Regions from separate parts of the Homo sapiens genome. Here region 1 is linked to region 2. Evidence: chromatin loops called from intact Hi-C (ENCODE). Cell type or tissue: heart right ventricle. All regions are shown on one strand. Region 1 overlaps LOC124904254 (a long non-coding RNA gene). Region 2 overlaps CEP192 (centrosomal protein 192).

Region 1 (8,000 bases), 160 kb before region 2:
CAATTTGGGCAAAATTTGTTCATACTTAATGGGTTTGTTCGTAAGAAAAAATAAAAGCATATGAATCGTTTGCTGCCAAATATTACATTAATGCCAGACTAGAATTGGGTCTTGTCTCTGTTAAAATGACAGAAGTGGTCTTGTAGTATTTAGTGTGATATTCAAGAAGTGATAATAGGCCGGGTTTGAGAGCCTTTGGAAGTGGGATTGAGTGGATGCATGAAGGAAATCTGAGCTTCGCCACTGTTATTTTTTGTGTTTTCTTTGTGATCAGTATATGATGAAGCCTTTCTCCTTCTTCTGGATCTGTCTTTAACCTTTAGCTTAATAGACTATGCTTTTGCAAGCTGAAACAAAACATTCTTTAATATCTTACTCATCTCTTAGGATTTGTAAGTATTTTTCTTGAGGTTCTTTGCTTTAATTGGCATTAATTGCAAAGATTCAATAAGAATCTGTCCTTTTTTTATCAGGATATAATTGGACAAATTGTGTGACCAAATTGTTTGGATTTTTATAGCGTTATATTTGAGAAAAACTTGTGTGTGATCAGGCGTGATAATTGCCTCATGGAGGACCAAAGGTGGAACTTCGGACGGGTGTCCACGCCCCTAAGGCCCTCCCTCTGCCCAGAGCAGGCTGAGGGCCCACATGTGCATGGGAAACAGCGGGGACAGGGGCAATGTTTAGCCCTGGGAGGGGAGGCGTGGGGCGGGCTCAGCAAATGTCTTCAAAGAGGTAAGGCTGGAGGAACCCTTCCTGGCATTCTCTGTCGTTGCACATGGGCCACACCCTGAGGGGGCTCCTTGCCCTTCAGTGTTCCCCACCGGACACATCTGGGCGATCCAATTTTCTGCTCCTTTGAATTGGGCTCCTCTCCTGCAGACCCTCTGTCTGCCGTTTGTGCTGGGACTCCCAGAGTGCCGGCTTCCCCACGGGGCAAATCGGATCAGCCACTTGCCTCAGAAAAACCCTTTCTCATACTCGGGAGGCTGAGGCAGGAGGATCGCTTGGGCCCAGGAGTTCCAGGCTGCAGTGAGCTGTGATCACACTGCTGCACTCCAGTCTGGGCAACAGAGCCAGCTTGACGTGGCCTCCCGGCCTTTCCTCTCTCCTGCTGGACTCTGACGCTTCCGTTCCCACAAGGCATGGGGCTTCACACACTTTTAGGCCTCAGGGCTTGTAGTGCCCACCTCCCACCCGGTGTGCCCCTTCCTTGGCACAGACATTTCCAACTCCCTCACCAGGCTGCTGCTGTGGAAGGGGCTTTGTGACCCCACGGCCTCCGTGGCTGTGCTTTTACCCCATCCAACTTATAACCATGGTGTGTGGCTCAGTCCCCTGCCTCGATTGTCTTCTTATTTTGGTATCCAGCAAAGAGCACAACCTATGGAAAATGCTCACAACTGTGCTAAAAAACAAACAAATCAAATCTGGTCTAAGTCTGTCATTTTGCAACCGGAAAAAAGAAGTTGTTAAGAAGTACTGTGACTTGCCTGAGATCCTACAACCAGTTAGTGGCAAAGCTGGGACGAAATCCTAACTCTCTCTGGGCTTCTCTTAACACCTGCAATTCCTGGTGGCTGTGGGGACCAAGCTGGAACTGATGACCTCGGTTCCAGGCAGGTGCATGGGGTCTGCGTGTGGGAGAAAGCTGCTTAAATAGCAGTGATGCCAGGGCACAAAGCCCGACAGGTGGGGGACCCAGGTCCCACCCTCAGCCCTCCCCACTGCCTCCACCTCCTGGGATGTGTGATTTAGGCAGAGCCTTCAGCGCTGCAAGGCACGGGGTGGTGCTGGCTGTCTGGGGGGTGGGAGGAAGAGGTGGAGGCGGAGAAGAGGATGGTGATGATAGATAATAGCTATCACCCAACATAAAAAATGCTTGCCTTCCAAAAGTGGGTCTCTCACTCCTGGGACTATTTGGCCAAAGGCCAAGACCCCCGTGGGAGGCAGGGAGGGGATTATTTCCCTAGGGAGAGATCTGGGCCACGTGGACTCTGCACCCCCTTCAAAGCCAGGGTTCCCACTATGACTGGACAGACAGACCTGAGTACACTGCCATGGGGAGGCTGCTTGGAGCTGAGAGGGTCAGGCTCCAAGGAAAGGCTGACTTCACGTCCCGCTGCATGGTTCCACAAAGGGGTCCCAAGGAGCCCGTGCTCACAAGGCTTCGAGGTCATCTCAGCTCTTACAGAACAGCCACGCATCCCCCGGACACCCAAGATCTATTCTTGAGACCTTTTTATGACTCAGGGTATTTGAGCCAGCAGGCAGCTCACTCTCTCTGTGATTCCCCATGCACCATGTGCCAACGGTGACATGCTGACTCCAGGGCTCCAGGTTGCCTCTGGCAACCAGCACCATGCAGAGGGTGTCACTATGAATGACAACACTGAAGGGACAGTGCCTCCCAACAAACGGAACGCACACAAACATGAAATTCAAACCCCTCGTCTCGACATGCTAAGCCCTGTCCTCATTGGTGTCTAGAATGGGGTGGTGATACCCTGAGGACAGAATGCGTGGCTCCCGTAGCTTGGAGTCCAAACACTGCTGTTCCCTGCCGCTAACCTCTGGCACCCTGCATTCTCCTCGGAAGGTACTTTTGTACACAGACCAAGAAACAGTCGGTCTAGGGGGCAGGCCAGCCATCAAGGGGGAGAGAAAAGAGGCCTAGAGGAAGGATGTAGAGACCTGGGCTCTGGTACTGGATATGCCCCCACCTCCTGTGCAACTGGAGCAGGTCACTTAATCAGACCTTCAGCTTCCTTATCTGGGAAGTGGGGATCTCATCTCACTTTGCAAGATTATTCAAGTCAAATTATCATCTCCTTAGCCAATACTGTAAGCAATGCACACTTGTTTAAGGATTTACTGCCTGGTAAGCAGCCCTTTTACTTTTTTCTCTGAGAGGATTTTAGTCCTTTAGCCATTGAAAGAGCCAACCCTGGATTACCCTTGCCAAAATAAACCACTTCCTACTCAAAAACACATCTCACTTCACACCACTGAACTGGACACTTAAAAATGGTTAGAATGGGCTGGGCGCAGTGGCTCACACCTATAATCCCAGCACTTTGGGAGGCCGAGACGGGCAGATCACGAGGTCAGGAGATCGAGACCATCCTGGCTAACATGGTGAAACCCCGTCTCTACTAAAAATACAAAAATTAGCCAGGCGCGGTGGCAGGCGCCTGTAGTCCCAGCTACTCGGGAGGCTGAGGCAGGAGAATGGCATGAACCCGGGAGGCGGAGTTTGCAGTGAGCCGAGATGTTGCCACTGCACTCCAGCCTGGGCAACAGAGCGAGACTCCGTCTCAAAAAAAGACAAAAAAACAAATGGTTAGAATGGTAAATGTATGAGGTGTATATTTTACCACCCCTGCCACACACACACATCACTTCCTATTCTCGCATCCCGCCCTGGAATATTCCTCCCATTCCTGCACTGTTGGAGTCCCCCAGCAGCTGGCTCAAGCCCTGCCCTCCGATGGTGCCTCCCCTGCCTGCATCAGGCCACAGGCCCTTCCTTCATCCCCACATTGGGACACCTCTCACCCAGTGACTGCAACAACTGGGGACCCTTTGCATCCCCAACAAGAGTGCCACCGCCAGAACGCATAGACTGGGACCCCTAGAACACTGGTCAGCAGCACTTTATGCAAGAGAGACACTCAGTGTATGTTTGGCAATTGGCCGATTTCTCTGTTCACAGTGAAGGAAGGGGATGAGGCTCAGGCCTGCGAAGGACATGACTCCTTAGAAGCAGTGGTCCTCTAGCTCTTCACCATGTGAATTTTATTCACTGCTTCCCTGTGACGCTCATATTTGTTTTCTATTGCTGTCATATAAGTCACCACAAGGAAGTGGCATCACCAACATGGTGGAATAAGACGCCTCAAGTGTCATTCCTCCCAAGACACTGACTTAACAATATATGGTCCAAAAAGTCTGCATGAGAACTCCAGAAACCATTTAAGAAGTGGCAGCACCCCAGGCAAACTCAAAGCCAGAACAGCCACTTTGAAAAAGGTAACAAAAGCCATTTTATTTCAACCCCAAAAGCCATTCCTCAAAGCAGCACAATCAGCAGAAAGCACCCCGTTCACAGCTTCTCCGTCAAGGGAAAAAGAGAAGACTGGAGCATGTGTCCAACAGTCTAATTTTCAGGGGCTGCCTGAGGCAACGGTTTTTGTCTCACTTGAATTGGATCACTGATGGAGCTGATATACTTTGGATATCCTGGGAGCCACAGAGAACAAAAGAGCTCAGTGGCTTCTTGCAGCTCCAAAGAACCTGCAATACTTCGTACAGACACCAGAGGGAGTAAGAGATTACAAGCTCCAGAAAAAGAAACCAGAAAACCCCTCTAACTGGGAAATGACATGCACACGCCCAGAGAGAACACATCCCAAAGGTTTGAGAGGCTTCTGGAATCTCCAACCCAGATGATTGGTGAAAGTTTTCCCTTTATCAAGTTAGTCCTAAAAGACTGCCATAGGTGGCTGGTTTTCCAAATGCACAAATCACGGCATAAAATAGTAAGACCCATGGAGAAGCAAGAAAACATGGTTGAATCAAAGGAACAAAATAAATCTCCAGAAACTGACTCTAAATGAATAGAGGTCTATGAATTACCTCAAAAATAATTTCAAATATTTCTCTTAAAGAAACTCAATGTACAACAAGAGAACACAGATTAACAACTAAATTAAATCAGGAAAACAATGCATGAACAAAATGAGGTTATCGACAAAGAGATAAAAACAGCAAAAAAAAAAAAAAAAAAAAAAAAAAGAGAGAGAGAGAACTAAACATAAATTCTGGAGCTGATGAATCCAATAAGTGAATTGAAAAATTCACTACAGGGGCTGGGCACAGTGCCTCAAACATATAATCCCAGCACTTTGGGAGGCCAAAGCAGGCAGATCACTTGAGGTCAGGAGTTCAAGACCAGCCTGGGCAACATGGTGAAGCCCCATCTCTACCAAAAACATACAAAAATTAGCTGGGCATGGTGACATGTGCCTGGAGTCCCAGCTACTTGGGAAGCTGAGGTGGGAGGATTGTTTGAGCCCAGGAGGTGGAGGCTGCAATGAGCTGAGATCATGCCACTGCAGTCCATCCTGAGTGATAGAGCCAGACACTGTCTCCAAAAAAAAAAAAGAAAGAAAGAAAGAAAAAGAAAAGTTCACTACAGGGATTCAACAGCAGACTTGATCAAGCAAACAAACAACAAAAGAATAAGCAAACTTGAAGACAGGTTTTTTGAAATTATTAAAGTAGAGAAATGAAAGGAAAAAGAACGATGAAAAGTAAAGAAAGCCTAAGGGAATGATACAACACCACCAAGCCAACCAATACATGTCATATGAAAGTCCCAGGCAGAGATAAGAGAGAGAAAGGGGCAGAGAGCTTATTTGGAAAAACAATGGCTGAAAACTTTCCAAATCTGAGGAAGGAAACAGATATTCAAATTCAAGAAGTTCACAGGACTCCAACTTGGATGAACATAAACAGGTCCAAACAGGTCAGAAGTCAAAAACAAAGACAATTTTGAAAGCATCAAGAAAAAGTGATTTGTCATATACAAGGGAGCTTCCTTGAGACTATCAGTAATTTCTAAGGAGAAACATTATAGGCCAGAAAGTAGTAGAATGATCTATTTAGAGTGCTAAAAGAAAAAAACTGCCAACCAAGAATACTACAGCCAGTAAAATTGTCTTCAGACTTGAAGGCAAGAACTTCCTGTTTCAAAATGGCAGTGTAGAAGCAAGCTGGTTTCACTCCCCTCAACCCCCTGCCCCAGAAAACTGAAAAATATATCTATACAGCACTGAGAGTCTCATCAGCAATATCTCAGAACTCAAAAATGAAGATGAGATAGTTCCCAGGGCCACAGATAAATAAAGATACTCTGAGCAGACAGAAAGAGAACTGGACTTCCACATCTGTGATGCCCGTCCCCTCATTCGGCCTATCACCAAGCACGTGGAAATATTTTCCCCCAACTCACAGTTTCTACACTGGAAAAACTGCGATCAAGGTGGACAACCAGGTCCCCCACCATCTTGGATTCTCTGGCACATTTGACCCTGCCTTAGCCCATGGAAAGCATTATGAGTGCCAGAAGGGAGAAATATCCTTGGGGACAGGCAGAGACAAAATGGGCAGGCAGGACAACCATCCTCAGCCCTGGAAACTCTGCTCTGTAACTTGGCTAAAGAAGACACCAAATCAGAGAGGCTGTTCAGCAGCACCACATGTAAAAGATTGATTTCACAGGTCTCCTGGGCATAAACCCTTTGCCAGCCTTCCGATACTGCTGGAATATCCTCTTTGGGGCCTCCCCCATTCAAGAAGGGCAGCATTCATATCATTTATTACAGCTTGGTGAACCTGGATTTAAGGCACCACCTACAGCTGTAAAGGAGCCAGGCAACCTAGTGGTAAAGAAGCTCTACAGAAACATACCCAATACAAGCCAGACAAAGAAGACTTAAATAACTAATCCCTCAATGCAAAGATGTAGACTACATCCACAAGAAACAACTGTGAACAGGGAACCATGACCTCCCCAAATAGAAAAAGCAAGGAACCAGTGACTGATCCTAATAAGATGGCAATATGTGAGCTCTCTAAGAATCCAAAACTGCAGGGGTTTTTTGTTTGTTTGTTTTTAGAGACAAAGCCTAGGCTTGGATGCAGTGTCATGATCTTAGTTCACTGCAACCTCAAACTCTTGGACTCAAACAATCCTCTCAAGTAGCTAGGACTACAGGTATATGCCACCATACCTGGCTGATTTCTTTTTTAATTATGTTTTTTGTAAAAATGGGGTCTCACTATGTTGGCCAGCCTGGTCTCAAACTCCTGGCCTCAAGTAGGTCTCCTATCTCAGCTCCTCAAAGCACTGGGATTATAGGTGTGAGCCATCATGCTCAGCCCAAAACTGCGGTTTTAAGGAAACTCAATGATCTTCATGATAACACAGAAAAGCAATTGAGAAATTTAATAAAAAGATTGAAATAATTAAAAAGATCACACATAACTCTTAGAACTGAGAAATACATGTGCTGAACTGAAAAAGTTATTAGAGGCTCTCAACAGCAGAATGGATGAAGCACAGGAAAGAATCGATGAGGTTGAAGACAGCCTATTTGAAAATACATAGTATGAGGAGAAAAGAGAAAAAAAGAGTGAAAAGGAACAAAGATTACCTATAAGATATAGAAAATTACTTCAAAAAAACAAACTTAAGAATTATTGGTGTTCAAGAGGGAGTTGAACAAGAGTAAGGGGGGGTAGAAAGCATATTCAAAAAGAAAAATAGAAAACTTTCCAAAACCTGAGAAAGATATAAATAACCAGGTACAAGAAGGTAAGAGATCACCAGATTCGACCCAAATAAGACAAACTCTGAAAGGTCAAGAACAAAGAGAAGGTCCTAAAATCAGCAAGAGAAAAGAAGCAAATCACACATAAAGGAGCTACAATTTGTCCAACAACAGACTTCTCAATGGAAACCATACAAGCCAACAGAGAGTGAGACCACATTTTCAAAGTGATGAAAGAAAAAAAACCCCTGCCATTCAACAATACTGTACCCAGCAAAGTTATCCTTCAAATATGAAGAAGAGATAGTCTTTTTCAGACAAACAAAACTGAGAGTTCACCATGACACCTGTCTTACAAGAAATGCTAAAGATAGATCTTTAATCTGAAAAAAAAAATACTAAAATGCTAAAAGGAAAAAATAAAAAATGAAAAACATTTGAAGGTATAAAGCCTACAGGTAAAATTAAGTATTCAGCTCAGACAAACCCAGTATACCCTAATATTTGAATTGTTCTGTGCAATCCACTCATAGCTCTAGCATGAAGTCCAAAAGACAAATATATCAAAAACAATAATAGTTATAGCAGCCTGTTAAGAAATAGGTAATGTAAAAATATGTAAATTGAGACAAATAAAAGTTGAAATGTGGGGGTGTGGAG
Region 2 (8,000 bases):
GAATTAATCAGAATTAATTACATACACAATCACATTGTCATTTTCCACAAGACTGCGTAAGACCCACTTTTAACACAGTACAAGCAAATGAAGGTATGAACTTACTCATCATCCTGGAAGCTAAGCTGTAACCTCTCTCTTGGTTCAGCATCACTCTGGCTTCCGGGAGATGACCCGGATGGAACTGAAAATCTCCCTTCTACTAAGTAAGATGCCTGGATATCAGGATACCTATACAAAAAAAATTTGTTTTAATTGTTAAGAATTAAATTACACATATTTAAATGTCATCATGACATAGGGCTGCGTGACAGTAAAACCAACCACCGGGGTAAAAACAAATAGGGCCCCTGTATTTCAAACCATCATCCTCTGTGCAAAGCACGGAAACCTGTGGCTTGGCAATAGGGAGTTTATCTGTATTCAACAATACAGTCACAAAAATCTTAAAGCTAAAAGAGCTGAGAGTGTTAATACAACCCCTTCAGCCCAAAGGTCAAGATGGTGCTCCTCACTAAATGTTTAGGTTGAGAAAAGACAAGAAAGTGGCCAGTTTAAGCATAGGCAAACTTTATATATTATGCAAGACCCTACATGTAATGGATGTGTAAACTATACACAATCCAGTTGAAGATACAAAACAAGGTGTATTTAACCAAACATCAATCTGGTAATAAAACAGAAATTTTAAAAGTAAAGAAAATAAAAGCTGGTTGAGTTTTGGGGGTTTTTCTTGAGACAGAGTCTCCCTCTGTCGTCCAGGCTGGAGTGCAGTGGCCCAATCTCAGGTCACTGCAATCTCTGCCTTCCGGGTTCAAGCGATTCTCCTGTCTCAGCCTCCCGAGTAGCTGGGATTAGAGGCGTGCGCCATCACGCCTGGCTAATGTTTGTATTTTTAGTAAACAGGGTTTTGCCATGTTGGCCAGGCTGGTCTCGAACTCCTGAACTCAGGTGATCTGCCCGCCTTGGCCTCCCAAAGTGCTGGGATTACAGGCATGAGCCACCACGCCCAGCCTGGTTGAGTTTCTAAGAAAGAGAAACTTGACTTCAGGAGCTGAAAGTTACTAGAATGACAAGAGCCAAGTTACCTCAGAAACCTAGGACAGATTGAAAGCTGGAAGAGAAAGAGAAAGACAGCCATACAAGTCCAGTAAAGAGTAAACCTGGCTGAAATGAATTAAAAAGTGAGGCTCTGTCATACCTCTAAATAGATCCAATGACCCAAAACTCTAGTCACAGGTGACTGTATTTGGAACAGACACCTAACCTAAGATGGACCAGAAACTCATGAGATATCAAGAGACAGTTCAGTAGTCTCCTTGTGTAGCTAGAAATGTAATTCATAGATGTCTTTTGAGAATCTGTGTTGCCATATTCTGTAAAATGAACAGAAAAGCAAATAAAACCAGTGTATTAAAAAAGAGCAGAGGCCAGGTATGGTAGCTCACACCTGTGTAATACCAACACTTTGGGAAGTTGAGGCAGGAGGATCACTTGAGCCCAAGAGTTCAAGAATAGCCTAGCTAACACAGCAAGACCCTATCTCTATAAAATATTTTTTTAATTAGCAAAAAAAAAAAAAAAAAAAAAAAAAAAGAGAGAAGACAATGAGTTATACAGAGAGAAATAGAGTGGGATGACAAAAACCCAAGTCCTGATGGCTTCCTAAATCTCAATTCCTGTCCCTTCTTGCAGCAAAGCTCTGCACTCCTCCCCTTGATGTCAAGAGGTACTCCTATAACCTTATGATTAATTTGCCTTTGAACTTCGCTAACACAACTTGTTTTACATTACTAGCCATTAGTGTGACTGAACTAATACAAATCCAAAACACTATAGACAAAAAAAAAAAAAAAAAATAGACCGAAATAGGTAACTGGTGCTCAAATCCCAAACCCACCCAAACCTACCCACTGAAAAGGCAAAGCAATGGGGAAAAAGACAGTAAATTCTGTCTTTTCTATATTCATTTCACATATTTGGCCATCCCCCTCATAGATAAAACAAAAAGCTCAAGCTTGACTGAGAAACAGAACATAAATATCAGCATGCTATAGGCTTTATGGACCTGGAAAAAAATCTGCTCAAACAAATCTTACCTGTTATCAGTGCTGGATCTATCCCTAGCAAGTGTAGAAACAGCAACAGGCAAGCCAAGATTTGAAGAAAGAGTGACATTTTCCAAAATCCCACTGTTACCAAATAATGAATTGGTGAGAAAGCTTGGAAATGATTCTTCTGCTATACCTCGAAAATCTTCCATCTCACTGCAATAACAAAAGTATTTCTATAGGTCACATATTACTATAAAATGTTTTTAAATGATTAAAAGCATTGTCTTAGAAAACTAATAAATCTTAGGAAAAAAATCCTTTTTTTAGCATTAGTAAGGGGGAAATAGGCAAATAGTCTGAGGTAAAATAAATCTCAGAATACTTTGCTACTTTATAGATGAGAATAGAAACCTTAAACATTAAACTTACCTTCTTATAATTAACATAATAATGCAATACAACACATTTTAATTTGCCCTTTGCTTGGTGTAGCTAGGAAAATGAATTACTACAAACTTATCTAGTAAAGAAAGCAAAGATGGCATAACACTGATGGTATATACAAATGATTTTAGGACATATTTAAAAGTTTGGTAGTTACATACTCATTCTAATACGGAACAGAAAAAGTACAACCAGCAAAAATCTAGCCCGGATCTCAGTGTTGTTAAGACTGAATTAAAAAGTGAACCCATTCAAAGAACAATTTTCAGTTAAAGTATAGTTGGCACATGGACAAGGTAAAAGTGGTAAAAGGGGTACCCAAATGACTAAATCTGGAAAACACCAGCACAAAACCTATGCTATTACTAGAGAACCTGACCACGGTGCTCTGAAGATGTTAGCTAGTCTCAACAATTTTTCAGAGTACGTATCATATACACACTGCATGGAAATCAGTAAAGGAAATAATGGCAGAAGGATAAAAAGATAAATAATCAGGAAAAGCTAAAAAAAATGAGAGGATATTGGCAATGCGCCTTGAAGACTGAGAAGAACTTTTATAGGCAGAGTATGGGATGAGAGAGTTTATTTAGGATGATAAACATGAGCCAAGAAGGAAAAGAATTAAATTTTATTGCATATCTACTAACTTAGCTCACTGAATCCACAGAAAATCTTACAATGTAGGTATTATCCCATTTTACAGGTGAAGAAACAAACTGAGAGACTAAATTAGCTCAATTTTCCCAAGGTTGCAATTAGTAAGATTCAAACCCAGGTCTGACTCGAAAATCCACTCTAAGTGCTAGGTCTATGCTGGCAGTAGCAAATACTCCAATGCATTTTGGCAGCAGGTGAACAAAATAACACAGTAAACGAAGCTAGAATAACAGAATGGAGCCAGATTCTAAAAGTCTGAAACGGTGTGTTGGAAAGTTTGAACTGTACTCTGCAACCAACAAAGAACTGACACAATCAACCTATTATACAGGAAGGGAGAGGACTTAAAAACCTGGAAGACTATTCAAAGAGCTACTTCAGTAATAAAGGAGTATACTAGGATCAATGACAAATTGGATTAAAGCATAGATTTTAGACAGTATGGACTAATTATAAAATATAAAAAGAAAAAGAAGAAGTTTTATGACCACTAAAGAGATTATGAGGCCAGGTGCGATGGCTCATGTCTGTAATCCCAGCATTTTGGGAGGCTGAGGCAGGCGAATCACTTGAGTTCAGGAGTTCAAGACCAGCCTGGCCAACGTGGTAAAACCTCGTCTCTACTAAAAATACAAAAACTAGCTGGGCGTCATGGCGGGCACCTGTAATCCCAGCTATTTGGGAGGCTAAGGCAGGAGAATCACCTAAATCTGCGAGGTGGAGGTTGCAGTGAGCCGAGATTGCGCCCCTGTACTTCAGCCTGGGTGATGGAGCGAGACTCTATCCCCCCCAAAAATAAGAAGAACTTACTTGTTTTGGAATAGGAGTTAAAAGAAATTAAAGAATGTGTAAGCAGAAACTCAGTTCTATGTAAGAAAACCCAATTCCCCCTGAGAAAGAGAAAGAGCTGGAGCCCTTTAAAAATTATCTGCCTGTTTTTCTGTGGCTAGTAAGCCTTATCTCTCCTCCTTTCCCAGGCATTGTGAAGACCCTGTTTCTCTAGCTGTGCAGCTGCAAGGTCACTAGACAGATAAACTCAAGCCATAAAACACATTTTTTCCTTGGAAAGTAAGAAATGATATAATGCATGTCTCAATTAATTGAATAATTGTCTTTGTTTCTTGCTTCTGTAATATGCTTCCTCCTGCACAGATTCCCCCCTGCCGCCCCACGAAATCCTTAAAAGGTAACTTAACTCTTTGTTCAGGGCTCAGACTTGTTCAGGGCTCAGACTTTTTGGATGTTAATCCGACTGGGCCGGTGCACCTAAATAATATATCCTCCTCAACCCCTCGGTCTGATTCCTAAATTATCCCACAACAGTTTATGAAGTGTCCATGCCCCTGTCTGAAGCCCACCTCTTCACTTTGCACTCGATCCCAACCCCTCACTGCACTGACAACCACTCTACCAATCGGCCCCCTTCCATAACATGATCGAGTCTTCTGTCTGTGCAAGCCCTCCCACGCTGGGCATGCTGTTATTTCTCCCACCTTTTAAAAAAAGCCTTCCTCTACCTCACACCCCCATTATCCCCCTGAACTGCCACCACACCTATCCATGCTCCCTTTATCACAGGCTTCCAGAGGAATCATGACTGGCATCCAGTTCCACTCCCATCCTCTCCTGAACGCACCCCACTCTGGCCTTCATCCCACCACACCACCAAAAAAATGCTTGTCAGCATCAGCCCTGATCTCCCTGTTGCCAAGCCGTAGCATACTATAATCTACCTCCGGTCCTTCTTCTGTAGCCTAACATTCAGGTGATTACTCCTTCCTTGGGGAAATACTTTCTTGGCTTCATTTCTCAGACACAGCTGTCTGGTTCTCCTCCAACTCCACCAAGCTGCTGCTTTCCCTTCTCCTTGGCCAGTTCCTCCTTATCTCCTAGACCTCCACAGAGTGGAAGCCTCCAGGGCTTGATCTTCAACTTCTTCCATCAACTCACCCTCTCTGGGTGATTGCCTTCAATTTCAAAGCTTAAAATATCACGTAAAATGTACACCTCCATCTTGGGCCTTTCCCCGAACCTCAGGTATTCAACCGCCTCCACAACACTTCCACTTAGATGTCTAACAAGCACCTACATTTGAATCTTGATTCCAATTAATTCCCATCCCCTCAAGAAATGCCTGCCCTTCAGCCTTCCCCACCAGCGAAAATGACAACTCCAACACCTAGCTGCTTAGGCCAAAAACCGTAGTCATCTCTGAGATCCCTCTCACACCCCATCACGTGCAATCCCTATGCAAATCTCTAGAGTTATACATTAACAACCTGCCCAGGACCTTGCTGCATCCCCCCAACCTACCCCCCAACCCTGCTATGACCTTGGTCAGGCCACCACCACTTCCTGCCTGGACACTCACTGCAATAGCCTTTGGTCTCCAGGCCTCCTCTCTGCCTCCCCTAGTCTACTCTCCACACACGAAAGTCACCCTATAACATTACTGAAACGTCCTCACTCCTTAGCTCAAACCCTCCCTCCACTGGTTCCCCATCTTATTCAGAGTAAAAGGCAGTCTTTAAGATGGCCAACCAGGGCCCAGATAATCTGTGACTTCGTCTCCTCTACTCTTCTCCCTTGCTCACTCCATTCCAGTCATCCTAACCTCCCTGCTGTTCCTGAAACATGCTAAGCCAGCTCCGCTCCAGGACCTCCACCCTAGCTCTGACCTCTGCCCAGCCCCTGATGCTCCAGCTATTCACACATTTTGTACCTTCACTTCTTTCAGTTCTTTGTGCAAATGTTCACTTAGCTGTCAGGCCTTGCCTCCTCAACCTACAGATTTGAACAGGGCACTTCCCAACCTCCTTTCCCTGCTTTCTCTGTTCTATAGTACTGACCACCACCTGCATGCTATGTAACTCACTTGTTATCTCTTTTTCTCCCCACATTAGAATGTAAGCTCTATGAGGGCAGGAACTTTGCCCATTTGGTTTGCCACTGCATTCCCAGCTAGAACAGTGCTGGCACGAGACGCTCAATAAACTTGAGTGAATGAATGAATAAAAATTTTCAAATTATGTCAATATACAGCAAATTCATCACCATCATATAAGCACTCTGCTCTCAGATCATGCCCCAGCATTTTCTTCTCTTTGATATTTCCAACTATTCTCTCTTCTTGATTTCCATAAACATGTTCAAAATCCTCCCATGAGGCCGGGCGTGGTGGCTCACGCCTGTAATCCCAGCACTTTGGGAGGCCGAGGCGGGCGGATCACGAGGTCAGGAGATCAAGACCATCCTGGCTAACACGGTGAAACCCCGTCTCTACTAAAATACAAAAAAAAAATTAGCCGGGCGAGGTGGCGGGCGCCTGTAGTCCCAGCTACTCAGGAGGCTGAGGCAGGAGAATGGCGTGAATCCGGGAGGCAGAGCTTGCAGGGAGCCGAGATCGCGCCACTGTACTCCAGCCTGGGCGACAGAGCGAGACTCCGTCTCAAAAAAAAAAAAAAAAAAAAAAAAAATTCCTCCCATGTTAGGATGGAGGAGGCAGGAAACAACCTGCCCTGATTTTTCATTTGCATGTCCTGCCACCACCTTCTCACCTTCCCTTCATGGCCAGGCATCTCAGAAGAATACTCCATAATCCATACTTTCACAACTCATCTGACATCCTCTTCCTTTATTTGCTCCTCATATGTTAGGGTTACCCAGGATTCTGACCTCAGACTTTGCATCATGCAATTTACTTCTTACACACTAGGGATCTCAACTCAAATGTCTTCAGGAACAACTATTGTTAGAAAACAGAATTATAAGGACTGAGGTCAGCTGGAAATTACAGGCTTTACCTAAAACTAGTTAAATTCAATACACTGTTGTCAAACAAAACACATCTACTGGTGTAGTCCATTCCTGAGGGCAAAACATGTCTATGTTCCAAACACACCCTGAAATAGTCTATATCTTCCTATCTCCATTACTACCACCTTACCCTACTGAAAAGCCTCCTCACCCTTTTCCATGTTTTTATTCTTGCCACCCTACAATTAATTATCCAAGAAGCAAGCAAAAAGACCATTAACTATGAATCAAGTGCCATGCCTCTCCTGAAAACTCTATGAGGCCTGTCACTCTCTCCCACCCTCTCAGGCTCATTCACCACATACTAGATTTTCTATTCTTGTAATACCCCCAAAGCCCACCCCTACCACAGGTCTAGAATATTCTTCTCCCAGATCTTTGCCTAGCTAGCTCCTTCCTGACGTTCACCTCAATTTATATGTTACCTTCTAAGAGAAGTTTATCTCTTATTATTAAGTCAAACAGCGCCACAGTCAATCACATCCATTTAAATTTCTTCAGCATTTATCACTATTTATTCTTGTATTTATCTGTCTTCTTCCAATGAAATAATTTCTCCCTAAGAGCAGGGGCCTTGCCTATCTGTCCATCACTATTTCCTTAACACTTAGAACAATGCCTAGCACACAGCAGGTACTCAGTAAGTATCTGTGAAACGAATGAATGACAACATTCTCAGTCAGTGGGTAAACTCTACTTTAACTTTAACCCCTATAAATTTAGAAGAGCAGCTTCTTGGGGAAATGTCTATCTTGTTCATCCACATATTCCCAATACCTGACAGAGAACTGGAAATACAAATTGAAAAAACGAGTTTTAAGAAAGAATCTATAACCCCTAGTTTGCTGATACTGTGTCTATTATTAGGTAATGTGCTAATTATTTCACATACATTTTTCTAATCCCCATGTCAAATTTGTAAGGTAGCCATCATCCCTATTATTGAGGAAACTGAGGCTGAAAGAGAGAATTAAGAGACGTTTCCAGTCCACATAGCACAAATGAGGCCAGAGGATTCCCACCTAG

Evidence for each region. A loop is a pair of places that touch in the nucleus more often than their neighbours do. Peaks named below come from ENCODE experiments on the same cell type or tissue, not always from the same donor. Only the 100,000 strongest peaks of a DNase experiment are listed, where the experiment ranks them.
Region 1: a loop joins it to region 2, with 4 times the contacts of the local background. A loop is called at or near these places in 36 of 110 quality-filtered maps.

The regions. Positions count from the first base shown.
Region 1 is chr18:13,156,009-13,164,008 of GRCh38, reverse strand. It overlaps LOC124904254 (a long non-coding RNA gene), which reads left to right. Exons shown (of 2, transcript XR_007066299.1): 2 at 1-70. Among named protein-coding and RNA genes, the nearest start is that of LDLRAD4, 59 kb to the left of the region's middle. In heart right ventricle, CTCF peaks have their summits at 4,131 and 4,334 (motif pointing right); no DNase peak of the experiment used is centred here.
Region 2 is chr18:12,993,688-13,001,687 of GRCh38, reverse strand. CEP192 (centrosomal protein 192) reads right to left here. Exons shown (of 45, transcript NM_032142.4): 2 at 2,100-2,267; 3 at 106-231. The coding sequence starts at 2,263. Among named protein-coding and RNA genes, the nearest start is that of CEP192, 6.3 kb to the right of the region's middle. RefSeq lists a silencer at 1,065-1,144. In heart right ventricle, no CTCF peak of the experiment used is centred here; no DNase peak of the experiment used is centred here; H3K27ac peaks cover 355 bases.